2 separate regions of the Homo sapiens genome follow, and region 1 is linked to region 2. Evidence: read pairs that join two places in POLR2A ChIA-PET (ENCODE). Cell type or tissue: PC-9. All regions are shown on one strand. Each heading gives the region's core, and the rest is flanking DNA. Links, peaks and the distances in the headings are about the cores only.

Region 1 (15,530 bases), core at 4,972-8,971, 61 kb after region 2:
GTGCTGGGATTACAGGCGTGAGCCACTGTGCCTGGCCAACATTTTTTTTTAATTATTATTTATATGAAGGCTGGGCATGGTGGCTCATGCTTGTAATCCCAACACCTTGAGATGCCAAGATGGGAGGATCACTTGAGCCCAGGAGTTTGAGACCAACCCAGGCAACATAGCAAGACTCCATCTATCTTTTTTTTAAAAAGAGAACCACATCCATATTTTGTGGAACCACAAAAGATCTCAAATAGCAAATAACAAAGCTGGAAGCACCACACTACAAGTCTTCAAAATAGAATATAAAGCTATAATAACCAAAATAGCGTGGTTGGCATAAGAACAGACATACAACGTGAGAGACCCTGTTCTAAGTGCTGGGAATACAGCAGTGAACAAACCGACCAAAATTTGTGCCCTCATAGGGCTTAGAATCTAGTGATCTTAATCACAACATTCTGTTTCCCCTCAAAATATTCTGCTTTAAAAATGTAAAGCCAGATGCAGTGGCACGCTCCCATAGCAGGGGGCTGAAGCAGGAAGATCACTCCAGCCCAACAGTTCAAGGTTGCCGTGCACTGTGATCACAACTATAGACAGCCACTTACTCCAAGCAGGGCAAAACAGCAAGACCTTGCTTCAAAGAAAAAAAAAAATGGGGATTGTCAGGCAACATAGGCTGTTATCTTAAAACCCATGAAAGAAACTTCTGTCTCTCTCGTTCAATATCTAACTCCTAGTTACAATCCAACCCCTGACAACTGGACACAGAGAATGTGACGTCTCCTACAGTAAATGGGGGACTAAGAGTTGTGGGGAGAAGTTTTTTTACCTTTCAGAGACGATCTGTGAGTATATAAGGTGAGGGGAAGGGAAAATCTGGGGGGGAAATAGGTACAGATAAATCCAAAAGGAGGCTGTTCCAGGTAAAGCTGATTTACTTAGGGGTAACCTCAACGCCTTCATTTTGATTTAATTTTGACTTTGAGCCAACTGAAATGTGACACTGTGTACTGGGATTTTTAAAAACATCCCCTTTATAAATAGAAATACCTGGAGAAGAAGAAATAATTCTTCCTATATTGTCTTTTCCTATATTTTAATAGTAGATGGCCTGCAGAAATCATATCAGGGCGAGGTGCAGTGGCTCATGCCTGTAATCCCAGCACTTTGGGAGGCCAGAGTGGGTGGATCATTTGAGGCCAAGAATTCGAGACCAGCCTGAGCAACATGGCGAGAACCCATCTCAACACAAATTAAAAATTAGATGGGCATGGTGGCATGAGCTGGTGGTCCCAGCTACTTCGGAGGCTGAGGTTAGAGCCACTTGCACTCCACAGAGCAAGACCTTACCTTAAAAAAAAAAAAAAAAAGGCAAGTCCCATCTCAAAAAAATAAATAAATAAATAAATCAGTGTCGTCTATATTCTTTTGGACAAGCACTCTTTAGGGACCTATCTGCCAGACACTTGTGGGTAAGGGAGAAGGGTAGGAAAGCAACAAGTAGCTAAGAAGACTTTCCCTACAGGCGCTTACAATCTATCAACTAAGGCAAATGCAAATCATAGTAATATGTATGCTATAGCAGAAGTGGGCAAAGTTCATTCTCCCATGTAATTCAGTAATTATTTACTATGTCCCATCTCTTAAGATTATAAGCTACTTGAAAACAAAAGACATATAATAAATTTTTCTATATATTAATAAACACAGTTTAAAAGAATATTAAGTAAAGTGTATATTAAAAAGTCAAACTAGGTCAAGATCAAAGGACCTTTTATTTTCTTAATATTTACTTACTAAAATTCTTCATTAAACAGTAAAAGATTAGTGTTTTCATATGTTTGTTTTAGCATTCTATAGAATTTCACATGATGCATGTACTTGCTTCCCAGAACCAACTGGTGGTAAGCTAAGCTTCACTGACTATTGTCAAAGTGACGTACATATATGTATTTTTCTGATCCAAACTCAGAAATACATCAACACCCCCCAACAAAGAGCACAAAAAAGGGAGGTCTGACATGTAAAAGGACACTCAAAAACCCTATAAACTATTTTCCACATGTCTACCTAAGTTTTAATAAACAAAATAACTATTTGGTTCTTCTAAAACTCCTTAAAAATTAAATTCATATAGCTTCATAATTTTTCCTTCAATCTTAAAAATTAAATCCTTAAATTTGACTTTGATCATTTAGATTTATTGTTTAAAAAGACATAGTAACTTCTATCAATTTTTGGCTGGAAAAACTGTTAATATATAAACTTTATAAGACATTCCTAGAATGGCCAGATCTAAGCTAAAGTCCTATTTGTGAAAATTATTGCTCTGTTGACAAGACGACTGCAATTTATAACCCTCCAATCACTGAGGCACAAAAAACTTGGTGACAACAGAAAATAATACAGGGAGAAGCAAAAAGTAATAAAGAGAATTATTATTTCCATTTATTCAGTGGAGATATCAGGACCACAATGAATGGCTAGACATTTTTTCCAGATTGAAGCCAAAAGTAAGAGATTTTTGATGCTTAGCGAGCTAAAATAATTAAGCTCTTCAGCTACATTTTTTAATGGACCAATATGTTATCTCCACTTTTAACTAGGATGAAAACACTAATAATTTCACTAAGATATCTCATTTCCATAAACAGCAAAAACAAACTGGGGGTGGGTGGAGCTGAAGTACAAAATAACTTTTACAATAAAATTATTTCTTAGAAATAAACCATAAAGGCAACCTGTAGAAAAGATTCACATTATAGTTCTTTAACCAGTTTATGATTCTAGAAAAAAGAAAATAAATATCAGGCATGTATTTATTCCCCCAACAAGTATTTATGAAATCTACTATATGCCATTTACTGGGTATACAAAAATAAAGATAAATAAGATATGATCCTTGTCCCAAAGTGGTTCAACATCTAAAAAGAAACAATGTAAACAGATAATTACAAAACAATGTAAATAAACAAGTCAACCAAAAGATGACAGAATGAATAGAGAGGGGTAAATACCTGTGAGAACCTGAAAAAACTTCATAAGGAAGTAACATGTTACTTATTTCTAAAGAAATAGCCCACATCTGTTTTTTTCCAAGGAGAGAGAACATGAAAGGAAAGGGGGTGGGGGATATTCTGGGAAGAATAAGCAAAGGTGACCCTAAAAGTTAAAATCACTGAGAAACAGGTAGAATAGGAATTTAATGAAAACAAACCTTTTCCCTAACATTAGGGATACAGGATCTACCATCAGAACACCTGCATTCAAGTTGTAGTTGAACATCATTTACTAACTGTATTTTCTTAGATAAGTCAACCTCTATAACTTTCCATTTCATCTTTCATCTTGAAGTTGTACCAAGTAAGAATTTACTTGGTAAACTACAAAATGCTTTGAAAGTTTTACAGAATCCTGATATACTAATACATAAAAGTTAATAATTAGATACTAAAATTTCAAGATCAAAATATTAGCCTAATATTTCATAGTGAATTTATATCAAATATATGAATTCAAATGCCAATTTTTTTATGGCCTAAAAAATGTCACAAAAGTAAATACCTTTTAAATATGTAAAAGATATATGTTCCTATTAGGTGCTGTAGCAAACATCTAATTGCCACCACATGATGCATACAATCCATATAATACCAAACAAGCCTACAACGTCCCTCGAATCAACAAGTGACAAAAGTTTAATAAAACTAGCTTTATGCTTAACTGGTCTCCCCAGTGGCAAATTAAAGCAGCAATTGTACATCTGTGTCTCTGTTCCTCTCATCGTGGTTTAACTGACAGGAAGCACAGAGTAAGATATGGCACACAAATGTCAAGTATTTCCTGCCTTCTCTGTTACATCTTTATGTCTTGTTTTATAAATAGTCCAATAGTTTGTGTGAAAATATATGAAAGTACAGTAGCACAAACATATAAATGGTGAAGAGTGTTTATGCAAACAGAGCCAATAAAAAAGTATTTTGGTCTTGGGATCTAAGATTCAATATGCACGCAAAGACTCATTTATAGTCTTTTGAAGAAGTATTCTTAGGAGCAAACACCACACAAATTAAGATTTGAAAACCACAATGACTGAGTAAAAAACCAAGTGTCTAAACAACAGAACAGGCCCTCAAACTATTTTACCCAACTGTTTACATAAGTAACACTTGACCACCTTGATATGTGACCCTCCCCCCAACCTCTGCTATACCTATCCAAAAAAAAAAAAAAAAAAAACCTACCACAAAAAAAAAACAACCTTTAAGCAACTGACTATCAACAAAGCAGGACTGATAACTTGCATCTTTGATCTTTGGTCATTTTTACCATGGCTTCTTATCAGCACTCTCCTGTACTACAATTTATATCCCCCAACCAAACTATCTCTACTCCCTTCTCACTTCCTGTATATCCCAAACTTGGCTCATGTTATTTACTCATATATATTCAACTATATACAACCAAATAGAACTCTGTTCTCCATAGGTGAATCCTGCCTGCTTCAAGTCATGTTAACCAACCTTCCAGTTAATTATAACTAAGGTGTGCTCACCTTTCACCATGCCAAGCTGCCTCCCAAACTAATAATCAATCCTTAAGAATGAATTCAATTCATTACTCATATGATTCATATTCTGTATCATAAACTTGGGCAAAATGCAGCTATCTTATCCATTCATATTGGTCAATATTTACCTAGGCTATAATAAGCATAAGTTGCCACAATTACAATTCCACCAGAGTTTAGTGCTATTCCATTCTAGGTCAATGTCCAAAACCACTCTTCATATTTTACTTCACAGAAGTCCATCTTCAGCTTCCTGTGACCTCTCTTTCCTAAAGAGAACTTAACATATACCTAATAATCAGCTGTAAGCATGGTAGTAGGCTCCTGAAGTAACATTTCTTAAATGAATGGCTTTGAAAAACGATTTCATTTTTACCCAGTATTTTTCAACCAGAAGGATCTTGCTCATTCTTTATAGGAGTCTAAGAATTATTAGTGCCTTCCTAGCATATCTTTAGTATATCTCTGCTCTCACTTGTAAATGTATTGGCTAAATTGTCCCCAATATCTAGGGAATAAGGAGTAAGTGTTCCCCAAACCATGAAGGAAGAATGAAGGAAGAAGAACATCACCCATTTCCTTACACATTAGCTCCCCTCCCCTATCCTCTGGCTCTGATGCTTAGTGAAATAACCCTAACTGGGGGGCAGGATGGGGAGTGAGTTGGGGAGTCTCAGAGCAGCTGCAGAGAACCTAGTGTCCATCACCTACCCAACAATCAAACACAGTTAACGATGTGTAACTGTTCTGTTCTACCAAGGGCAGATAAGTATTACATCTTCCTTTCAGTTTATTCTTAAGACTAACAGGTTGTAAATTATCCTATAACAATATGCAAGTTTTTCTCTGATCTACAGATCAAAGGATCAGGCACGATGTCTAGTTTGCAACGTTCATACCATGAAAACATTTTGAATAAAATAATTTACACAATATACCTTATGTCTAAATACAAACTTTTTAAGTTGCCCTTCAAACTAAAACACATGTAACATTAATTCGAATTAATTATTCAAACTTAAATCTAAAATCTTAATGGTATTTTTCCTTATAATTTAGTACATACGTACATTTTGTATAGTATATTTTAAAACTTTATGTACATAGCATGCTGTATATATTCTTCCAGCATACTTTACCCAAGTTTATCTAAAACATAAAATTTTGAATAAACACAATGGCTATTTGGAAAGGAACTTTAAACATCAAACCCTCCTTAGAACTTGGTGCTTAGGAAAATATTAAACCTTACTCAAGACAAGTCATGATTATTATTAGGCTTCCACTATAACAGAGAAATATCTCGGATGCACAAAGCATCCTATCTTCAATGATGCCGCTCACAAAAAGTGTTCCTCCCTGCTGCAGAGTACAGATAATACACCTCAGAAACGCCCTGTGTGGAGGTCTTAGCAGGAAGCCCAAGGGGCTCAACTCAACAGTATCCTTCTAACCTGCTTATAACTCATTTCTTTAATTCAGTCTGAAGTTAAATAATATGCAGCAACTGAAAGCTCTTTCAATTAAGAAGAACACAACGGGAAAATGTAAATCAGAAAATGCCTAAATATAAATTGAGTCTACTGGAGGAACTTCATTTGAAGGCACATTCCACATATTATTATTAAGTATCAAAAAATGATTGATACCACTGCCAATTCCTTTTGCTGTAAAAATAAGGTTGCTATACAAACATCCCTTAGCCTACTGGAGAAGCCAGTAACTGCCCCCTCCTGCTATTCAACTTCCCTTTTCTTAATCACAAAGGCATCAACTAAATGGAAGCACTGAGACTCAGAACCAACGCCTTCACTTTCTTTGACGAATGTTGATTTCCTCATTAGAGAGGTGCCAAAAACAGAAAAATACTGTGTTATAAGCTTGTATTTAACATAAACTTTAATAAAAGTATATTTCTTCCATATAACATTTATTTAATCAACCCCTAATTTTTAGACATTTGTATTATTTCTAATGCTGCATTATTCACAGCGATTCACAAAATGTAATCCTCAGACCCACAAAGGATCCAGAGACCCTTTCAGGGGGCTCCTGAGATCACAACTCTTTTCATAATAATGGCAAGGTATTATTTGGCTTTTCCACTGTGTTGACACTTGCCCTGATGATGCAAAAGCAAAGCAGGATGAAACTGCGAGTGCCTCTGCCCTGACCAAGGCTGCACCCTCAAGCCATGAGTCTACTCCTTACCACTGGGCACTCACATTTTAAAAAGGCGACTTCACTTAAGAATGTCTTTGAAGAAGAGTAAAAACTATTTTCTTGAATCTCAACCATTAAATACATATGTTTTTAATATTCTGAGTGATAAAATTGGAGGTACAAATAAAGTACTACTTCTGGCATAAACAGAAATAGCATTGTTGTCTTGAGAAAAAGCATTTATGCTATTATTCTTCGACCTGTGAGCCAAACTAGCTGCTGCTTTCATGAAATGTAATTTTTACTTAAAAGAACTAATTATTATTCAGAATTGGATATCTGGCAGAAATTTTTCCAAAAATTAATAAAGCATGCCCATCACTTCAAGGAAAACAACTAACAGCAATTGTCACCAATTATAAAATGCAAGCTTTCAACTGAAAATCAGAATTTTGGAAAACTTGTATGTATCTACCGCTTTGACTCTGTTGGCTTCTCAATACACTTAAAAGGCTTTTCTGATGAGACTGGTGTGATTTTGATACTATGTCAACATTTGCAATACCCAAATGACTCACGCATGATGTTACAAAATCTTGCTTAGGTTAAAAAAAAAAAAATCAATCCATTCAAAGTACAAGACAGACCTATGGATTTTAATGTTACAGGGGACAAAAAGTTCATTCATAGGTTTTCAGAATCTCATTGTTCTAACTTTTAAAAAACTAGCATTTGTTGATGAGCTTTGGTGTAGTATCAAAGAATATCCACAATTATCTGAAGTGGCCATTAAAATACATCTACTTTTTGTGACTAGACATCTGTGTGAGGCTGAATTTTCTTCATATTCTTCAACAAAAGCAACATATTCCAACAGATTTCATGCAAAAGCAAATATGAGAATATAGCTGTCTTCTGTGAAGTCAAAGCTAAAAGATTTACACTCTTCTCAGTACAGCTTTTGTTTTGGGAAACATATTTGTCTTTTTTGCACTTTTTTTTTTAAAAAAAACAGGGTCCTGCTATGTTGCCTGGGTTGGACTTGAACTCCTGGGCTCAAGCAATCCTCCTGCCTCAGGTTCTCAAGTAGCTGGACTATAGGCTTGGGTCACCATACCTGGCTCAAACTTGTCCTTTATAAAAATAATTATGTTAAAATGTAATGGGCGTATTATTTTTAAATAAATATATTAATATTTTTCAAGTTTGTTTTAATTTCTAACATTGGTTAATATTGGTAAATGTAACCCACATGAACCAAAGCTCTTTGGGAGCCTCAATTTTAATAGTATAAAGACGATGCAAAGATCATAAAGCTTGAAAAAAAAAAGTATAAGGTTTGAGAACTGCTACACAATCACAACGAACGATTCAAATATCCTTACAACTGAATCTTTGGTCCCATCCTTAAATTTTCTTTAGGATACCTACACCAAGAACTGAAAGGCACATAGACTTTCAAAGCATTTGATATCATAATGCCAACTGCCCTGCAGAAGATTTTTTCAGTTTATACTGTTAGCAACAGAATACCTGCATGGACATTTAACATCATTTGCAACAACCCACAATGCTTGAACTACTGCCAATATGATGGATAAAAACACAGGGGGGCTATTTGACTTTAATTTGCATTCCTTTGCTAGAAAGTTTAATATATTTTAATTTTAAATGTAATACTTTAATATACTTCCCAATTTTAAAGAATTGGTTATTCTTCGTGGAAAGGGCTAGGAGACACAAGTAAATAAATGGTAAAGGTGACAGTCTATGATTTTTCTCATTGGGAAAAAAAACTTCGAATTAATGTTTTTACTCTAGTTCTGGTTTAGAAAGCTTGCATTTTTTTAAACTTCAATTTAATAATGTAAAACTCTAAGAATGATATTTAAATTACTAGTTGCAATAGTGCAGCAGTTCTCAAACTTTTTGGTGTCAAGATCCCTTTATATTCTTAAAATGTATTGAGGACCACAAAGAGCCTTTGTTTTCCTAGGTCATATTTATCAATATATGTTTTTTACTTACAGGATATTATTACTTATTATATGCCCTTTAAAGGAGTCTTTTCTCAGAATAGCATATTGAAAAAAAAAAAAACTCCCTGGGATTTTTTTTTTCCTTGATTAAAAATAATGCTGTTAAATATACATGCTTTGGGCCAAGCATGGTGGCTCATGCCTGTAATCCCAATATTTTGGGAGGCCAAGATAAGAGGATCGATTGAGCCCAGGAGTTTAAGACCAGCCTGGACAACATAGCCAGACCGCATACCCACCAATAAAAAAATAAAATAAAAAAGAAAGAAAGAAAGGAAAAAAAAAAAAAACACAGAAAAGAAATTTGCACGTCATAGTGGTATGCACTTGTAATTCTACATGGGAGGCTGAGGTGGAGGATTGCTTGAGCCCAGGAGTTTGAGGCTGCAGCAAGCTATGATTGTACCACTGTACTCTAGCCTAGGCGAGAGGGCTACACCCCTATCTCCCCCCCACCCCCCCAAAAAAATACATATAGGTATGAGGTGTATGTGTGTGTGTGTGTGTGCACACTTTCCTTGCCTTAGATCACATGTAGCACATCGAAAACTAATCTAGTTTATCTATGTTTCTCTAATCTTTATATAATTATAATACATTTTAAATGGAGGTTAATTAGTAAAATATATGCATATAATTTATGAATAGTTTTTATTTTTTGTTCATTGCTATATCCCAACATCAAGAATAATATGTAACAGGCAATAATTGCTGAATGAATCAATAATAATATAGATCAAAAGGTATATAATAAAAATTTAAGAGACCTCTAATTACATGACTTTATAGGAACCCTCAGACAATGAAATCTTATGACTTCTATTTCCATTTGTTCTTTGTCCATGCCACTGCTTATACATACACTATGGGAAGTATTTCAGGAAAGAGAGCCAAGGGATGATGAAAGTAAAAACCTGGGTTAAGATCTATGTTTTCACTTTCTATAGCAGTTTCCACATTTACATTGTTAAATTTTGAAAGCTTTACCTGAAGAATGTATATCTAGTTTATAATGACAACAACAAAAATCACTAAAGATTCAGAAATTGCTACCATTACAGTAAGAATTCTAAGGAAGCTACATGAAACACTGATCAGGAAGCAAGATGAAACACTGAATATACCAGTAAATCTGGTTAGATTCAACAATCTATTAGCTACTTAAAAGTTCATGGATGTTAATACTATACTAATTATTTTATGAATGTTTTTGTTTTGAAATGTGTTTTTGAGAAGTATTTGAATGTGGGATAATTCTGAAGATGAAACCTAACTAAATTACTTCTAGGTAACTAAAGCTCCAATTTGTTAATGGATCTCAACTGGAAATTACTATTTATTCATCTAGAAGTATGCCTAGATCTTCTTAGTTATTTGGGACAGACACACAGTCTTATAACACTTACATCTGAATCTACCCAATCCCTCTTGCTGAAATAGGCAGTTAACTTTTTTTTTGAGACAAGGTCTTACTTTGTTGCCCAGGTTGGAGTATAGTGGCACGAACATGCCTCAGTGAAGCCTTGACCTCCTGGGCTCAAGTGATCCTCCCACCTCAGCTCCCCAAGTGGCTGGGACTACAGTCACTCACCATCATGCCTGGCTTATTTTTGTATTTTTAGTAGAGAAGGGGTTTCATCGTATTTTGCAGGCTGGTCTCAAACTCCTGGGCCCAAGTGATCCACCTGCCTTGGCCTCCCAAAGTGCTGGGATTACAGGCTTGAGCCACCGTGCCTGATCCCATTTTTAACTGATGCAGAGTTTTCATTTTTTTGAAATAGGAGGGTCTCACTATGTTGCCCAGGTCTCAAACTCCTGGGGTCATGCATTCCTTCAACCTCAAGTTCCCAAGTGGCTGGGACTACAGGTGCATCTCAGTGCCCCTGGCTCTGATGCAAAGTTTATTGCCACATTCTTTCAAGTCAGCTTTTACTACCGGTCAAATTAAACATTATTCCTCAAGATACTTATAAATGTGGGGCAAAAATAAACTATAGCTTACAGATAAAAATGTATTATGAGGCCAGGTGCAGTAGCTCCCACCTGTAATCCCAGGACTTTGGGAGGCTAAGGTAGGCGGATCACTTCAGGTCAGGAATTCAAGACCAGCCTGGCCAACATGGCAAAACCTCATCTCTACTAAAAAAATACAAAGATAAATTAGCTAGGCGCCATGGTGGGCACCTGTAATCTCAGCTACTTCGGAGGCCGAGGCAGCAGAATCACTTGAACCCAGGAGCCAGAGGTTGCAGAGAGCCGAGATTGTGCCACTCCACTCCAGCCTGAGCGACAGAGCAAGACTCTGTCTCAAAAAAAAAAAAAAAAAAAAAAAAGAGTATTATGAAACAGTTAAACCAAAGAGGATTCATCTATCTACCACCTAGCTTTATATTTTACCATAGTTTGTTTGTTTTTGTTTTTCTGTTTTGTTTTTAAGAAAAAAAGGTCATCTACAGTTAAAGCTTCCTCTAATATCCCTCTCCAGTCTCATTTTATTCCTTCTTTGACTATTCTAAGTTTGATTTTTTTTTCTTTTCTTTTCTTTTTTTTTTTTTTTAAGAGACAGATTCTTGTTTTGTCACTCAGGCTGAAGTGCAGTGGTGCAATCATATTTCACTGTAGCATTAACTCCTGGGCTCAAGCAATCCTCCTGCCTCAGCTTCTCGAGTAGCTGGAGCTACAGGAGTGTGACACCACACCTGGCTAACTTAAAAAAAAATTTTTTTTTTCTACTTGTAGAGACAGGGTCTTGCTATGTTGCCCAGGCTGGTCTCGAATTTCTGGCCTCAAGTGATCCTCCCACTTAGGCTTTCCAAAGTGCTCAAATTATAGGCATAAGCTACAGTGCCCACTTGTCAACTATTCTAAAATTGGTATCTTCTCTGTTATATATTTTTATAACTTTACTACATATATATCAAGATAGTAGGATTGCTTTTATATGCATAATTGGGAACATGTATTTATTAAAATTTATTTTTTATTCAAAATTATGTTTGAAATAACTCTAGTTAACAAATGACAAGCATACTGAATTGTTTCAGGGGTCAAATATATTGTTGTCTACAGCTTACCCTGAAATGCATCAACTGTCCATCTGTTTAGGGTCCTGGAGGATTTTACACCCCAGGGCAATATACCATAGAAAGATTCTGAATGGGTTAGAAGTCATCATCGGCAGATATCTGATCCTAGGAAAGATAATGAAGAACTCTAAATTACATTAAACTATCTATACTCTGCAAAGCCTTCACATCCCTCAATGTGAAGATACTGCTCTACAGAACTTCTACATTTATGTCCCGGGGAACCATGTACAAGTGTTCCCAAGCTCAAAATAATCTAATGCCATCAACAAGAGAGAATAAATACATTCTGGTACAGACAAACAATGGAATACTATATTGCAACGAAAAGTAACATAAGTCACAAAGCTGAATGAAAGAAGCAAAGTCACTACAGAATATATGGTGTGATTCATGTGTATAAAGTTCAAAGAGGTAAAACTATAAAGAAAAGATTATCGCAAAAGTCAGCATAGTAGTTATTTTTTAAAGGAAACAAACATGAATAGGAGTGGGGGCCTTCTAGGGTAATAGACATACTCTATATTTCTTAACATGGGTTGTTTCTCAAGATACTTATAAATATGAGGCAAAACTGTTTAAATAAAATACAAAATATTTACCCATGTTGTAACACTTTATAATTTTATTTAAACTCTATGTTTTATATATATTTTCCTACATGCACATTTCATTTTTAAAGAAAAAATAATGAATTGCCCCATTACAATACTAAACTTCCATTTAGTATTTTGATATAAAAAATAAGATGTACATAAATTGTTACACTTCATTTTAATAGTTTTATTATAAAATTTTATAGTTTTACTATTTATGGGATTGTTTTCTAAACCCAGAAACTAATTTTCTTTAATTATATTTATATTTTTAAAATTGTACCATGTAACAGCCCAGACATAATGATCACTATATGACTGGGCATCTATCACGTAGATACTGCAGCATGTAAAGTCATACTGGTGCCTGCTACTTTGAAGAGCTTCTAATATATAGAGTAGAACACAGGACGAGGACAAATCACATGAAAACACAAACTTAAAAAATAAAAACAACTTCTCTAAGTGGTTACCTTTGGACAGCAGGACTGAGAGTCAGAAGGGGCAGAGGAGGCAGGCTCCTTTTCATTATAGACCTATGAATTAAATTTTGAATGGTGTGCATATATCACTTTGATAGCTTTTAATATAAAAATTGTTAAACCAATCTTCATACAAACTATAGAAGGCAAGAGGGCTCTGACAATGAGGATGATGTTAATACCTGGAAGAGAAGGAATCAAAACATTTCTGCATAGAAATTTGTATATCCAAAGCTCAGCTGCATAATTTCTCCCTCTCTGTCAACAAAGCAAATAGCACACAATGAGTTATTTTCCTCATATAATAACTTAAGGTGCTTAGAACCATGACCAGAAAAGACATTTGTAGTACTGCTCAACAGCCACTTTTATTATAGTATACAGCTCATTTGACAAGACACAAAAAACTCTTTTGTAGGTTCTCCATACTAATGGAAGGAAGATTGTTCAGATAGTTGGAAACTGTCCTAATCATTGGAGTTGACTCAATAATGGTACTAACTTAATTTCAACCATTTATATGAAGCAGCTCCTAAGTAAAGGAGCAAAATAGTCTGGCTAATTTATGGAAGCAATGATTATCTTCAAACAATTCAAATGAGGGGAATTTTCTTCTCATTTATCCAAGTCAGTGAATACCTAACAATGTCCCATTAGATGAGATGTAATGTTAGGCAAAACCTACAAATATGCAATCAAAGATGCAGTTAAATATCTGAAGAAGCTTCAAAAATCATATCCAAGCATTACAGGGTTAAAAAAAAAGTTACTTCCTCCCAGACTCAAACAAGTACATACTATTGTGCTAGTCTTTAAGTCACCCCTGCCCTCCCCCCAAAAAAAGAAAGAAAACAAAAATATTACAAATAATAATAGTGTATTTCTCAAGAGAGAAGAGCTTTCAAAAGGCTGTAAATGCCACCCTAAATCAGTAAGGGGGTGTTTTTCCTAAAGCCCCAGGAGTAAGAGTATGGAGAGGGAAACCAAGAAGCAACAATTGGAACCAAAACAACTAACACTGGAAGAGTTCACTGAGAAATAAAAAATAGGTTAATTACATTAAAAAACAAAGATTATTTATTATGGCCAATATGGCAGTAGGTTTCGGGGGTGGATCAGAGAAAAGGAAAGACGGATAGCCACATAGTTGAACAACATATAGCACAGCAAAAAAAAACAGACTAGAGAAAGGGATAACTGGGATGGGAAAGGAGCCCAAATGGGTTCTAATACTGATAATAAAGTACTCTAGTTGCTTTCCTTCCTTACTAGAGGCTATGGGCTTCAAAATAGCATTGCTGCCTAAAACTTCAAATATTTAAAGGCAAAATAGCTAATTCCTCTTCATAGCCTTAAACCTGTAAACTCTCTTTCTGAAAATGTGGCATATAAGCACCTATGTCATAATCATTTAGGGTACACAGTAAAAAATGCTGATTGTTTAAGCAAATCCTACGCCTAATGAATCAGAATTTCTGAGTTAAAACTGGGTGATTCTTTGTTACACCAAAGGTTGACAATTACAGCTTTAAAGGTAATACTATCATAGTATTACCTACAACATGCAGACACCAGTCAGAGATTAAGCTGAGGGCCACATGCTTTTTAAAGATGTGCCATCTTTAACTTCAGCAAGATGGCCAACTGAATTTGTCACGTAAGATGGCAAAAAAGAGTAGCCAAAGGTTTAATACAACAAATAATACCTGTCTACTCATATGTGCTTGGTACTTTGTCAAAGGTTGAAAAAGACAGAAAAACAGAATAAAACCTTTCTCCTCTCAAACAGCGTATATTCTTATTCTTATTGACGAAGACACTCTTCTTAACATAGGTAAATGCTATTCAACGTTCAGCATTCATCATTCCTTCAAGATAAACTCTCCTGAGTATTCTTTCAGTCATCTTTTATCTCTAGGCAATCTGAATCTGAATTTACCTAGTCAGTGGTTGGTTCTGTTCTTTACTTCACTTGTTAACAAGCCCTGTTTTCCCAACAGGAATTTAAGTTTATGAAGATAAAGCCCATGTTCCTAGCCTTTTGTGCTTTTTGTTTTTTAGGACAATGATGGCCACACTGTGGACGATTTCGCACCGAATTGAGTTAGGGCACTCAGAAATTTAGGAGATTCAGCAGTTATGCATAAACCATTAAAAATCTGAATTTCAGACCTAGAGAATTTCCAACCACCCCAATAAAACACACCAAAAAGTTAACAGACAAAAGATTTTGTATATACCAAACAATTCTCTTATTTCAAAGGAGGAGGAGAAGATGTGACAAAGATAAATAAAATGAGATTACTATCTTATAATAAGGTCAAATTTAAGATAAGTGTAATGTTAAAGCTTAGACACCTCTGGATTTTGTAAAGTCACATGCAAAGTTTTACACATACACATATTTTAGTATAACAAGGTATCACATTAAACAATATTTGCCCTCCTAAAAGAATATGAGGCAAGGATGGGCACGGTGGCTTGTGCCTGTAATCACAGGACTTTGGGAGGCCGAGGTGAGCGGATCACCCAAGGTCGGGAGTTCAGGACCAGCCTAACCAACATGGAGAAACCCTGTCTCTACTAAAAATACAAAATTA
Region 2 (15,530 bases), core at 4,660-8,659:
CAAAGGTGTAGTATTTGACAGAATAATGCCAGTAATGTCAAAATGTAAATAAAGGGACCAGTGGCATAATCAGAGGACTGACATAATAGTAACTGCTCCTGAAAAATCTGGTAACCAAGAATTCTAGCTTGAAACCTTTATACTTTTATTTTCATTTCTGAATCTTGACCCACTTAACAAATAATGTCTCTGGTCAGAAACATATTGAAGTGATAAGCATCAGTAGTTTGGTTTTCTCACCTAATACTCTGAACGGAAGAATTTAATGTTTCATCCTGCATGGTACTGGTTCTAGCTGCTTCTCCCTCTGGGACAGCCTGTACTGGCTGTACTACATGAACAGTCCGGAAGAGCTGGGTAGGATATGGAGACTGCGTGGGCTGCACTGTCCTCAAAACTTCTGATGGTTGTGCAACTTCCACAGGATCTTTGGGTTTTGCAGCTTTAGAATTCCCTGGTTTTAGAACTGTAGTGGCTCCTCCTTTTACCCCTGGACTTGAAGATACTCTCGACCGGCTGGTTTGATTCCTATTTGAAGTGGCTGATGAAGATAGCGATGGATCTGAAGACTCTATGCTGGAACTTGGATCCTCATCATTTATATATATAAGATCTTTTGGCATTTCTTTAAACTGATACACCAAGCGCTGACCTTCCACTTTTGCCAGAATACCCCTTTGGTAATAGTACCTATTCAAAGCAGACAATTTCATCAATCAATCAAACATCAATTAAAATATTCAACAAAATCAAATTTCCCTAATCATAAACAAAACTTTAAAGTTGGAATCAAACTAATGAGAAAAGAATTTCTAAATAAAGGGCTGTTATTTTATATGAGATAAACATACATTTATGCACAGATAGAGATAAGTTCTTATTACCAACTAAATCTAAAACTAATGCTGATTGGGGGACTGTTGATAAACTATGTGGAATCCTCTGGTCTTTCACTTTTCTTCCTCTTTCTGCTAACTTATTTACTTATTTATTTGGAGACAGAGTCTTGCTCTGTTGCCCAGGCTGGAGTGCAGTGGCATGATCACAGCTCACTGCAGCCTTGAACTCCTGGCCTTAAGCAATCTTTCCACGTCAGCCTCCTCAGTAGCTGGGACCACAGGCGCATGCTACCACACGTGGCTAATTTTTGCATTTTTTGGCAGAGACTGGGTTTTGCCATGTTGCCCAGGCTGATCTGGAACTCCCAGGCTGAAACGATCCTTCCTTCTCAGGCTCCCAAAATGCTGGGATTATAGAAGCGAGCCACCACACTCAGCCCCCCTCTGCCAACTTGCCAGGATAATCAAAACTACCAAAAGCCTCAAGAAATTGTTTCTCCTCCACGGCTTTCTAGAAATGTTCCTACTAGGCAAATTTTATCAGTTTAAATTTGATTCAATAAATTTAAATTGGCAAATGTATCAGTTTAAATTTGATTCAGTAAATTTGATTGACTTTTGTGTATAAAATTTAACCATATGCAATAGCAGTGATCCAACTTTTGTCATCTATTTTAACAAAATCAAGAACTTAAAAAGTGTATGTTAAAAAAACCCAAAAACTGTAATTAAAGAGTTTTAGTTTAAGACTGCTAAATTTTATATCTATATCTGTCTATCCCCTAAAAGTCATTCAGATCGTTCTTATTTCCAATACATCTTTCTCAAATACATGCGTATCTTGAAGGATAAATGACAGAATCACCGAAAAACGAACTAAAAGTGAGCTTAAGAATGTTACTCTTGTTCAAAATTCTCATGATTTCTAGTAGTACTCCTGAAGCACTGATTTATTCTACTATAATAACTAACATATCATACTTGCAATTCATGTTTGAGAATGCACCCTCTTTTTTTTTGAGACAGGGTCTCACTCCAGTTGCCCAAGCTGGAGTTCAGTAGTACAATCTGGATCACTGCAGCCTCAACCTCCCGGGCTCAGGTGATTCTCCCACCTCAGCCTGCCGAGTAGCTGGGACCACAGGTGCATACCACCACGCCTGGCTAATTTTTTGTATTTTTAGTAGAGACAGGGTTTTGCCATGTTGCCCAGGCTGGTCTTAAACTCCTGGACTCAAGCAATCCACCGGCCTCAGCCTCCCAAAGTGTTGGGATTACAGGCATGAGCCACCGCACCTGACTGAAAATGTACCCTCTTATTATGTATTTGCATTACCACTATTGGTGCTTTGCTGAACTTAAGCTTAGTATTTTTTTTTACAATTTAGAAAATGATATTCTTAACACAATAAAATACCAAAACTTCGCATACCTGAGTGCTCTTCCCATGGTCTCATAATTCATATCAGGTTTGTTTTTGTGCTTCCCCCACAACCTGGACACTGCTTTAGAATCCACCAATTTAAAAATGCCTTTCTCTCGCTGGGTCCACTTGATGTATTTAGGACAAGTAGCCTTGTCCTGGAGCAGTGCCAGTAAAAACTCCCAAAGATAAATTGTGTTTCCTGAAACAAAAACAATTTCTTTCTAAATGACCAAAATTTCATTTAAAAGAACCTCAAAAAAGACAACTAAAAGTCTTAGAAGTGCCATTTATATTTATACAAAAATATTACATAATTCAGTTAGTATTGGTGACATAATTTAGTTAGTATGGGTGATATAATGGTCATAATTTTTAGCATCTAATAAAGATCTTTTTATGAGTCCCATATAAAATATGTGAACAAAGCAATCTTGTCATAAGATTTGTGATGATTTAGGAGAAAGTACTTTGAGATAATTTTTTTCTGTCTCTTTGTGAACTCTCTCAACAGTAGTTCTCTTTAGATTAGAGCCAGCAGGTCGGCCATAACAGTTTTCTTCAAATTTGGGCAACAGTTATACAAATGCTTGAATTTCAAGACAACATATTAAAGGGTCTATGAACTGAAAATCTAACCTGGTTAAATTCTTCCAAGAGTCTCTTTATTAAATGAAAAGAATAGATTATTTTGACAGGTAAGTGAAAATCACTCAAACGAGTTTCTTGGTCTACTTTACTATCAGTTTTAAGAATTTGGCAAATGTATCTAATAAGCATGTGGCAGCAATAAGATCCACTGCAGTATATCAAGAAAGCTGGTGGTTTCTAGTTATAATAGGTAGGCACTATAAAGCAATCTGAGTGTTATTTGACCTATAAGTATTACACAGTAGTACCCTTTCCATCTTTGTTTTTCTTCTTCACAGATATATTTGGCGTAGTGGCTGGGGAATCTGGTCGTGGTGGTTTAGTTTTTCTTCCTGAAATAAAAACAGCTCTGCATAAATATTTGCCTTCAAAAGTGAGAGAAAATGGACAATTCAGCTATTTTGTCGTTTACCCTAAATTTCAAGTGCCAAATGTTTTTATACATGGGTCACATATACAGGTCTCTTAAAATGCTGTTTACTAAAAGGAAAACAACTTTAATAAAACTTGGACATTAATGCAGGTTAAACCATAAACACACTTATGTAAGAAATGATACCTTTGACACCTCAGTTTATATCTGTAAAAATGAAGTTAATTTAAATTACTATAGCTTGCCTTTGAAGTACCCATACTGGTAGTGCTTTCTTAAACTTTTGGAGAATGCTCTTGACATTGGTAGAACGTGGGCTCCAAAAATAAGCCATACAGTTTTGTCTGCCTATTAATTATACAAGCTTTTTAAGGTAGGAGAAGTGGATTTTTAGCTTTTTTCTCTATTAAATAATTTCTGTATACAGTTAGTTCTCAAGTATAAGAAACTTCCCAAACTCTAGAAATACAGAAAATATGTGAGGCAAAATTTTGGTGAACCACATAGTTAAATGCTATCCTCCTGTGTATTTCTAAAAACATCTCGTTTTTCTGTACCTTTCAATTCACAACAAACTTCATAGTTACCTTACCCACCATCAATGTCTAAATAAGTCCATCCCAATAGCCTCAGAGTGGGGTCGATAAACTATTCTAAAGCCGTATTTGTGATCTTCTTTTGCCAAGTATCTAGAACCATGGCCTAGCAGCGCCACTGCCTTGTATTTAGGTTGAGATCATGATCATGCTGTCTGAACATACTACCATTCTATATGTGAGAAACAATGAAGAGTTACTACCTCCTACCCAAACATCCTTGAGGCTGCCGCTCTGGTTTAGATTACTGTGGTGAATTACAGGTAAATATAACACAGGGCAGGGCAATAACTTAGAAAAGCAGAATTTTACAGCTAAAAAAAAAAATCACAAGGTCAGTGACAATTTATCCCCAGAAATGGAATAGGAAAACATTTCTGAAGTCATTTGGGTGAATGAAAGGAAGGGAGAAAAGTGTCAAAAAGCCCGCTCTTCAGTCTCTAAGACTGCCAAATGTATGCTAGTCAGCCAAGTATCTCGACTTTCATCACTGGAGACATCTGCAGAGAACCCTTCATGAGACAGATTCTTCTGGCTGTGTTCATGACAACCAGTATTAGAAGCCAACACTTCAGTAACCTCCACCTTATTTTATGCTATTAATATATACCAGCTTAAAAAAAATAGATATCGTCTTTATTTCCACTACTTTCCTCCACTAGCTTTAGTCACAACAGATGCTGCCAGTAAAAACTCCCAACCCAGTATCCATCCTCTCCAACATCTTCCTAATCATTCAAGGTGGTAATGTACAAAGCTTCAGGTGAATTACAGCTTGGTTAGATATAGAATTTTTGTTTGGCAGTGGTTTCTTCTCAGCCCTTTGAAGATGTCTAATTCTTCCAGCCTCTCCTGAGAGCTTCTAAACTGCCAATCTAAAAAAAAAATCAATCCTCTTGAAGTAATGTAGTTTCTCCCCGGTCGGCTTCTTTTTTTTGAGTGGGGAGAACTTGAAGAGAGGTCTTTGGTGTTCTGCATTTTTACCAACAATGCATTTAGGCCTAGATTTATTGTAGCTGAACTACTCAGGATTCACAATGCTGAGGATTAATGTGATTCTGGAAAATTCTTAGTCACTATCTCTTGAATATTGTCTCTTCCTCACTTTTTATATTCTGTTTCTGGAACTTTGATTAAACATGTAGACCTTTTCATTTAATTCTCCATGTCTGTAACTGTTTCATATTTTTTAATCCACACTAAATTTACTGGAGTTTACTAATTCTTTCTTAAGCAGTGACTAGTCTATGTTTTAATCCACACATGATGTTTTCAATTTCATTTCATTTTTTTGTTTTTGAGACACAGTCTCACTCTGTCGCTCAGGCTGGAATGCAATGGTGCGATCTTGGCTCACTGCAACCTCTGCCTCCTGGGTTCAAGCGATTCTCGTGCCTCAGCCTCCCAAGTAGCTGGGATTACAGGCACGTACCACCATGCCTGGCTAATTTTTTTCCATATTTTTAGCAGAGATTGCGTTTCACCATGTTGCTCTCGAATTTCCGACCTCAGGATGTCTGCCCGCCTCAGACTCCCAAAGTGCTGGGATTACAAGCATGAGCCACTGAGCATGGCCCAATTTCATTTCTTATTTCTATAAATTCCATTTGGTTCTTTATCATACCAATAGTTTTTCAACATTAAGTAGGATATTAGCCTTTTATTTTTTAAGCAGCTTTATTGAGGTATAACTGACATATAATAAACTACGTATGTTTGATGTTTACAATTTGACAAGTTTTGACTATGTATACTAACACCACCACTACATTCAAAACAATGAATATATTCATCACCCCAAAAGTACTTTGTGCCCCTTTGTAATCCTTACATCTCGCCCTTCCTCACCCTGCCCAATCCACAGGCAACCACTCATCTGTTTCCTGTCATTATAGATTAGTTGGTAGTTTCTAGAGCTTTATATAAAAATAAAACTGACCCTCAAACAAAACACAGCTTTGAACTGCACAGGCCCACTTATATAGGGATCTTTTTTCAATAAAGTTACATCAAGTGTGCCTGTGTCTCCTGCCTCCCCTTCCACTTCCTCCATCTCTTCCACCTCTGCTACTCCTGAGACAGCAAGACCAAACCCTTTTCTTCCTCCTCCCTCCTCAGCCTAGCCAACATAAACACAACAAGCATGAAGACCTTTGGCCAGGCATGGTGGCTCACACCTGTAATCTCAGCATTTGGGAAGGCCAAACCAGGAGGAATGCTTGAGCCTAGAAGTTTAAGACCAAGCTAGGCAACATAGTGAGACCCACCTCTACAAAAATAAAAATTAAAAATTAGCTGGGTATGGTGGGGCTCGCCTGTAGTTTTACATGGATTTTTGGCTGCAGAGGCTGACGGCCCTAACCCCCACATTGTTTGGGGGTAAACTGTAGAAACATATTTTTTCTTCTGGCTTCCCTCTTTTAGCACAATTATTTTGAGAGATTCATCCATTTTTGTTGAATGTACCAATCGTATATTGTTTTATTGTTGAGTGGTATTTTTACTGTGTTGATAAAAGTGCCACTGCACTCCAGCCTGGGTGAGAGAACGAGACTCCATCTCAAAAAAAAAAAAAAAGATACACAAATGTTCTTAGCAGCATTATTTGCAGTTGCCCCAAACTACAAACAACCCAAATCCCATTAACTGCTGACTGGGTAAACAAATACTACATATTTAAGAAAAATTTGTACATAAATGGCCAGGCAGGGTGGCTCATCCATGTAATCCCAGCACTTGGGAGGTCGAGGCGGTGGACCACTTGAGGTCAGGAGTTCAAGACCAGCCTGGCCAACATGGTGAAACCTCATCTCTACTAAAAATACAAAAATCAGCCAGGTGTGGTGGCACATGCCTTTAATCCCAGCTACCTGGGAGGCAGAGGCAGGAGAATCACCTGAACCCAAGAGGTGGAGGATGCAATGAGTTGAGATCAGCCATTTATGTACAAATTTTTCTATAAACATAGTTAATCCTGGGCCTGTCTTAACCTGGGTTTACAACTAGATTTTAAACTACCACTAACATTAGGAATTGCCAGCCAAGTAATTAACACAGATGTAGCCCCAGGACTGTAATAACTATGGGGCACCAGGCAGAAGCTCTTATAGAATTGCTCAGGTGGGTTATACATTCAACCTAGGCCATACAAGATTTCCTCAGATAAAGCCCCGTTGAAGCTGAACTCACATTTTGGTATCACAGAATACATGAGGAAGACACTTTCTGAGTGAGAAGCAGTAGACTAGGAAACCCTAGGATTAGTTCTCTAAGAATCACACATAACAGAATTATTAAATAGAAACTTTACATAGTATGATTAGAGGTTTTAAAGCAAAAGAACAAAAACATGGTCGAAGAATAAGGCTATTAAAAAAGACTAGGTGGGAACTTCCTCTTCTAGTCAAGATGGAATAACAGAACATGGATTTATCTTCCCACCTGAAACAATTAAAAACACAGAAAAAAAGGTATGAAACAATGGTACTGAAGAAATTGGACATCGGTCAACAAAAGCCAGTGATCCCTGAGAGACAGGAAATAAATGAGGCAAGTCCTATGACTGCCCCACCTTAATACATGGAGAAAAAATTTTTTGGAAAGCAGTTTGTGTTTCTGAAAAATATTTAATGTACACTTAACATGTGATCCAGCCATTCCACTACTAAGTATTTACCCAAAAGAAATTAAACCAGAATTTCTCCACTCAGAGGCCTGGCTGAATGGGACCCAAGCTTCCTTGACATCTGTCTGTGCCAATGGGTGGATTTCTTTCCCCCAAGAGGGTATATCCCTTCAAGGGTCCCAGTTACATGCTGAGGTCTCTGTCCGATACCCCATCTTGCGTAGCCCAAGACCTAAGCTTCTGCCTCAACACGGACAATAAAACCAGAGCCCCTCGGCATATCCTTCTCAGCCCTTCTGAGCTGCTGCAGTGTCGGCTCATGTTTACTATTTTTATTTTCCTCTTCATTTTCAGCTCTTGGAATTTCCCTGACTTTCACATGAACTTAGGTTACTGGGTGGGTGGTGATGCTATTAATCAAGACATTATACTCAAAATACTAAGCAAGCATGAGTAGAATCAGAAGGCAATAAAATGGAAAAGGTGTCAGACTTTAGAATGCAAGTGTGGTCCTAATTGGCAAAAAGTTAAAAATTCCCACTCAACACATCCTAAAATACTCCTCTTCAGTTACTTACCTGCTGATTTCCAACCCATTGTATTTTTCCAACTGGAGTCTTATACTGGAATCACCGGTACAGACTGGAGGCTTTCAAACAATAACCCCTGGGAAGGAAGCTGACTAGACCTTACCCAAGGACAAAAGGGTTTAGATAAAAATTTGAGGCTTTAAAAAGTTGGAAAATCCCTTTTCTGTAAGATAGACCAAACTTTTTAAAAGTATAAAATAATTTAATTATTATCATTATTTTTTTGAGATGGAGTTTCACTCTTGTTGCCCAGGCTAGAGTTCAATGTTGTGGTCTCAGCTCACTGTAACCTCCACTTCCTGGGTTCAAGTGATTCTCCTGCCTCAGCTTCCCAAGTAGCTGGGATTACAGGCACCTGTCAACATGCCCGGCTAATTTTCATATTTTTAGTAGAGACGGGGTTTCACCTTATTGGCCAGGCTGGTCTCAAACCCCTGACCTCAGGTTATCCACCCACCCCCACCTCCCAAAGTGCTGGGATTAAAGGCATGAGCCACCGCACCTGGCCCAATACTTTAATTTTTTAAAAGAAATGATTCTACTATGAAGAAATACCTCTTTTTCTTATTTATTTATTTTTATTTTATTTTATTTCTTAGAGATAGGGTCTCAGTCTGTTGCCCAGGCTGGAGTGCAGTGGCATGACCTTAGCTCGCTGAAACCTGTAACTCCTGAGCTCAAGGGATCCTCCACCTTGGCCTCCCAAGTATCTAGGACTACAGGTGCCTACCGTGCCCAGCTAATTCTTAAAATTTTTTGTAGAGATGAGGTCTTGCTTTGTTGCCCAGGCTGGTCTCAAACTCCTGGCCTCAAACAATCTTCCTGCCTCGGCCTCCTAAAGTGCTGGGATTACAGGCATGAATCTCCGTGCCTGGCCAAGAAATAACTCATAATTTCCATTTTGTGCCTTCAATGTTTTTCTTACATAAGTTTTAACTGCAGCAGGAAAGAACTATGTAGAATAAAAGTGATATCTAGATTTCACACCAAGACTTGACTATGCGCCCTAAACAAAGTAACCCACCTACCTTTTTTCCTCTTAGGCTGTTCTGGTGATGAGGCTCCCGGTGAGTCTGCATATTTTTCTTGCACCTGCTGTGTTTCCATCACTTCAGGAATCCCATCTAATGTGACGGACACATGGGTGACTGGGGCAACAACCATGTCATCTTCAGGTGAACTAAATATATTATTATCTAATGAAAATAAAATCAACTAATTATAGTCCACTGTGTATTATAAGTTAAAAAACGATTGAGAAAATTTCTTGTTTCTATTATGACTAGAAGATTAAAGTAGAAATAAAATCTTGAAATCTATTCCTGCGTTTAAGTTCCCCTTCCCAAAATCAAATACCCTAAACCAGTCCAGGCACGGCGAGCTATTTCAATGTCTTTCTTACTTGACTTCCTATCACCAGTCTGTCTCATCTCTCCTCTTGATTATTCACATTGCTGTGAGAGTTATTTTCTGAAACCTAAGTCTGACCTGACCATAAAATTAGGGGAATAAAAAACAAAACTGACATACCTTTCCATAGTTCATAGGAAAAACAAAAAACAAACAAAAAAATAATCACAACCCATCTCTATAGCATGCCTTACAAAGCTTCTGTAATCTAGTTCCAAACCTACCTTTCCAATCTCATTTCCCACCCACCATGAAGCTTACACTTCAACCACACCAAAACATCTTGATCTCAAAGATTTCATTCATTTTTTTTTTAACAGATCTGTGTCTTGTATCTTTAACTCCATTCCCTCCAGCTTGAATGACCTTTCATGTCTCTTCTACCTATTAAAAGCTTGTCATTTACAGCCCAGGTCAGAATACTCCTTCAATGAAGCCAGTCTCTGATATTCTCAGCTAGAATACCCACTGCTACTAGAGCAATTCGCTATCACTCTTGTGGCCTTTATTCTTGGCTTTGTAGTTATTTACATAAGTAACTGTCTTCAAAATTAAACTGTAAGCTTGAGGAAAGGAACAGTATCTGCTCATTTGTATCTCATGTTATTGCCTAATTATTGCTGCTGTGAATATAGCAAATATTGAATAAACATTTTAGACTGATTTAGCAATAATTTACTTTATGAATTTGATTGCTTGTCAGAAAAGCCCAAAGGAGAACAGGAATTTTAAAGCAGATCAATAATGTGGCAGTGAATTTTATGCCATGATGTGTCAGTAAAATTTTCAATAGATTGTTGCCTATTTGCTGATAACTACAGAGATGACTAAATTATAATCATTTGGGCCCTTGATACCCTAATACTCTCATCAATATGTTAAGAGAAGAAATTCTGCATGATCTTCTATTTGGTAAGTAATAAATTACATTTTTTTGTTCCCAAAGGCTTCATTCTCAAATTAAAATGTCATCTTTAACTCTACGTTTTTGCAAAGGCACCTCAATTCCTACTATACCTTAAAATGTGATTGTAACAAAAAATATATAACATCATTTCTAATCTCTTGATTTTACTAATAAAGAAAGATGGCAAGAGTAACTTAACAAAGTACATAAACATAAACAATCATAATCACTCACTTATTCGTTTTTCATCCAGCATAGGGCCAGGGGAATCCATATTGAGGAGTGCCTCAGCAGCCTCAATAGTTTCAATTGTTTCATCCCCGTCATGACAAGAAGCTTCAACTGCAACACATTTAAAGAGAAAATTAAATTAACTACGAGACATCTGTTACTCTGAAAGTCATACACCGCTTATCTCTAGAACCAGAATACATCATTTAATATTTTAGTTTATATATATATATAAACTATAAACACACAAAATCATACCAAACCTGGCTGGCGCAGTGGCTCATTCCTGTAATCCCGCACTTTGGGAAGCCGAGGCAAGCAGATTGCTTGAGGTCAGGAGTCTGAGACTGGCCAACATGGAGAAACCCTGTTTCTACTAAAAATACAAAAAATTAGCTGGGCGTGGTGGCACGCACCTGTAGTCCCAGCTACTCAGGAGAGTGAGATAGGAGAATCGTTTGAACCCAGAAGGTGGAGGTTTCAATGAGCTGAGACTAAACCACTGCACTCCAGTCTGGGTGACAGAGTGAGACTCTGTCTTAAAAAAAAAAAACAGAAACTATTACATTAAAAAATCAATATTTCCTTAATATTAAATAGCCAACCAGCATTCAAATGTTCAATTGTGTTAAAAAATCATAAATGGTGGCAGTGCAAGGAAAGACAAGACAGTTTTTTGCTTAAATCAAATTAAGTCTGCATATTGCAATTGACTGATACATTTCTTAACTTTCTTTACATTTCTGAGTTGCCATTCATCTGTCTAGCTTTTTTTACTTTGCAATTTATTTGTTGAAGAACTCAGGCTGTTTATTCATGTAGAATTTCCCATAGTTTGGATTTTGCCAACTATATTCCTATTGTGTAGCTTAACATGTTTTTCTATACCCCCTCTAACTGAGTAGTCATATCTGGAGGCTTGATGAAATTCAACTTTAATTTTTTTTGGCAAGACTAAAAAAAAATTTATGTATTTTGATGACAGCTCAAAATATAATCTAAGCCTCAAATTTCATAAAATCATTAAATCTTTTTGGTTTTGCTTTTTTTTTTTGAGACAAGGTCTTACCCTGTCTCCCAGGCTAGAGTGCAGTGGCTCAATTATAGCTCACTGCAACCATAAACTCCTAGGCTCAAGCAATCCTACCACCTCAGCCTCCCGAGTAGACAGGACTACAGTCTCAGGCCACCATGCCCAGCTAATTTTTAAAATTTTTTTAGAGACAGGGTCCCGCTATGTTGCTCACTTGAATTCCTCAAGCCAGGCCTGAATTCCTCAAGCCAGGCCTTGAATTCCTGGGCTCAGGTGATCCTCCCTCCTTGGCCTCCCAAAGTTCTGGGATTACAGGTGTGAGCCGCTGCATCTGTTCAAATATTTTTATTATGAAAATTTTAAACAAAATAAAAATTGTGGAGTATAGTATATATAATGAATCCCCATGTGCCCATTCCTAGCTTCAACTATTATCACCAAATGGCCAATCTTCTTTCATCCATACCCCACTCACTGCCCTCAAGTCCTTACCCTCTGTACAGGATTATTTTGAAGGAATCTAAAATACCATATTTTATCTCTAAATACTTTAGCATGTGTATCTAAAAGATGTCTAACACAATACTACTATCATATCTTAAATATACTAACAATAAATCTTTTTTTTTTTTTTTGAGACAAAGTTTCAATCTTGTTGCCCAGGCTGGAGTGCAATGGTGTGATCTTGGCTCACCGCAACCTCTGCCTCCCAGATTCAAGCGATTCTCCTGCCTCAGCCTCTTGAGTAGCTGGGAATACAGGCATGTGCCACCATGCCCAGCTAATTCTGTATTTTCAGTAGAGACGGGATTTCTCCATGTTGGTCAGGCTGGTCTTGAACTCCCGACCTCAGGTGATCTGCCCGCCTCGGCCTCCCAAAGTGCTGGGATTACAAGTGTCAGCCACCGTGCCCGGCCTACAGTAATTCTTTAATATCATCTATTATAGGCTGAATGGTATCCCCCAAAATTCTATGTTGACATGCTAACCCCCAGTACCTCAGAATGTCTTTAAAGAGATAACTGAGTTAAAATGAGGTTATTAGTGTAGGCCCTAATCCAATATGGTTAGTGTCCCTCTAAGATGAAATATGAACACTGGCAGGTACAAAACATAAGACCATGTGAAGACACTGGAAGACAAGTCACCTATAAGTCCAGAAAGAAGCCTCAGAAGGAATTAACTCTACCAATATCTTGATCTCAGACTTCTAGCTTCCAGAACTGTGAGAAAATAAATTTCTCATTTGAGCCACTCAGTCTGTGGTACTTTCTTATGGCAGTCCTAGCAAACTAACACATCATCTGAAGCGCCACCTAACACGTGTAAGAACAAAAATGTCCTATCCTTATCTCTTTCTTCCCCTAGAGCTTCTCAAAGGCTCCCCGTCACCCCCACTGTGGAATAACGAAGATTACAAGGTTCTTCCCTTTTTCATGACATTGCTCAGAAAAGGATGGAAGAGTTAAACAAAGCTTTGGTAAGTTGGGAGGTAAGGCAAAGGGAAGAAAAAACACAAACAGAGAATCTGGTTTCCTCTCTGAGAACTAATGCCTTCCCTGATGACTAGAACTAGGAAGAAACACTCCTTCCGGAAAGACATTGGTCCTCAACTTACAAAGACTGTAGCCTTACCCTAAGGCTTTAAAAGTTATATCAGGATACACTGCTAAACCCCCACTAACTACAAGCCCAGATACATGCATAGTGGTGTTTATTCTGTTACACATACAGATCAGACAGCAATGAATAGAAACTTCTAACCTGATTAGTCCAATTCCCTCACTGGTAAGGGAAAAGTAACTCTAGATTCAACAAAAAACTTTTATTGGTTTGCTCTGAACAAAAAATGTGAATACATGCAAAAAATGCTTTGTTAAAAAAAAGGGAGTGATATGGCTTGGATTTGTCCCCGCTCCAAATCTCATGTTGAATTGTAAACCCCAATGTTGGAGGAGGGGCCTGGTGGGAGGTGACCGGATCGTGGAGATGGATTTTCCCCTTACTGTTCTTGTGACAGTGAATGAGTTCTCATGAGATCTAGTGGTTTGAAAGTGTGTAGCTCTCCCTCTCCCCACGGTCTCCCTCTCCCCACGGTCTCCCTCTCCCTCTCTTTCCACGGTCTCCCCCTGATGCCGAGCCAAAGCTGGACTGTACTGCTGCCATCTCGGCTCACTGCAACCTCCCTGCCTGATTCTCCTGCCTCAGCCTGCCGAGTGCCTGCGATTGCAGGCGCGCGCCGCCACGCCTGACTGGTTTTCGTATTTTTTTGGTGGAGGCGGGGTTTTGCTGTGTTGGCCGGGCTGGTCTCCAGCTCCTAACCGCGAGTGATCCGCCAGCCTCGGCCTCCCGAGGTGCCGGGATGGCAGACGGAGTCGCGTTCACTCAGTGCTCAATGGTGCCCAGGCTGGAGTGCAGTGGCGTGATCTCGGCTCGCTACAACCTCCACTTCCCAGCTGCCTGCCTTGGCCCCGCAAAGTGCCGAGATTGCAGCCTCTGCCCGGCCGCCACCCCGTCTGGGAAGTGAGGAGCGTCTCTGCCTGGCGGCCCATCGTCTGGGATGTGAGGAGCCTCTCTGCCTGGCTGCCCAGTCTGGAAAGTGAGGAGCGTCTCTGCCCGGCCGCCATCCCATCTAGGAAGTGAGGAGCGTCTCTGCCAGGCTGCCCATCGTCTGAGATGTGGGGAGCGCCTCTGCCCTGCCGCCCTGTCTGGGATGTGAGGAGCGTCTCTGCCCGGCTGCCCCGTCTGAGAAGTGAGGAGACCCTCTGCCTGGCAACCGCCGCGTCTGAGAAGTGAGGAGCCCCTCCGCCCGGCAGCCACACCCTCTGAGAAGTGAGGAGCCCCTCCGCCCGGCAGCCACTCCGTCTGGGAAGTGAGGAGCATCTCCGCCTGGCAGCCACCCCGTCTGGGAGGGAGGTGGGGGTCAGCCCCCCGCCCGGCCAGCCGCCCCGTCCGGAAGGGAGGTGGGGGGGTTAGCCCCCCACCCGGCCAGCCGCCCCATCCGGGAGGGAGATGGGGGGGTCATCCCCCTGCCCGGCCAGCTGCCCATCCGGGAAGGAGGTGGGGGGGTCAGCCCCCCGCCCGGCCAGCCGCCCCGTCCGGGAGGTGAGGGGCGCCTCTGCCCGGCCGCCCCTACTGGGAAGTGAGGAGTCCCTCTGCCCGGCCAGCCGCCCCGTCCGGGAAGTAGGTGGGGGGGTCAGCCCCCCACCCGGCCAGCCGCCCCGTCCGGGAGGTGAGGGGCACCTCTGCCTGGCCGCCCCTACTGGGAAGAGAGGAGCCCCTCTGCCCGGCCAGCCGCCCCGTCCGGGAGGGAGGTGGGGGAGTCAGCCCCCGGCCTGGCCAGCCGCCCCATCCGGGAGGGAGGCGGGGAGGTCAGCCCCCCGCCCGGCCAGCCGCCCCGTCCGGGAGGGAGGCGGGGGGGTCAGCCCCCCGCCCGGCCAGCCGCCCCGTCCGGGAGGTGAGGGGCGCCTCTGCCCGGCCACCCCTACTGGGAAGAGAGGAGCCCCTCCGCCCGGCCAGCCACCCCATCCAGGAGGGAGGCGGGGAGGTCAGCCCCCCGCCCGGCCAGCCGCCCCGTCCGGGAGGGAGGCGGGGGGGTCAGCCCCCCGCCCGGCCAGCCGCCCCGTCCAGGAGGTGAGGGGCGCCTCTGCCTGGCCGCCCCTACTGGGAAGTGAGGAGCCCCTCTGCCCGGCCACCACCCCGTCTGGGAGGTGTACTCAACAGCTCATTGAGAACGGGCCATGATGACAATGGCGGTTTTGTGGAATAGAAAGGGGGGAAAGGTGGGGAAAAGACTGAGAAATCGGATGGTTGCCGTGTCTGTGTAGAAAGAGGTAGACGTGGGAGACTTTT

Evidence for each region. ChIA-PET counts read pairs that join two places held together with the same protein. Peaks named below come from ENCODE experiments on the same cell type or tissue, not always from the same donor. Only the 100,000 strongest peaks of a DNase experiment are listed, where the experiment ranks them.
Region 1: POLR2A ChIA-PET joins it to region 2 with 7 read pairs; 6 of 35 experiments call an interaction of 5 or more read pairs at or near these places.

What each region holds. Positions count from the first base shown.
Region 1 is chr13:41,001,238-41,016,767 of GRCh38, forward strand. All of the region lies in intron 1 of ELF1 (E74 like ETS transcription factor 1), which reads right to left. Among named protein-coding and RNA genes, the nearest start is that of ELF1, 10 kb to the right of the region's middle. In PC-9, for the core only: no CTCF peak of the experiment used is centred there; a DNase peak (open chromatin) is centred at 7,304; H3K4me3 peaks cover 881 bases; H3K27ac peaks cover 2,051 bases.
Region 2 is chr13:40,940,681-40,956,210 of GRCh38, forward strand. ELF1 (E74 like ETS transcription factor 1) reads right to left here. Exons shown (of 9, transcript NM_172373.4): 4 at 10,649-10,756; 5 at 9,126-9,293; 6 at 3,162-3,245; 7 at 2,272-2,464; 8 at 241-690. Among named protein-coding and RNA genes, the nearest start is that of ELF1, 71 kb to the right of the region's middle. In PC-9, for the core only: no CTCF peak of the experiment used is centred there; no DNase peak of the experiment used is centred there.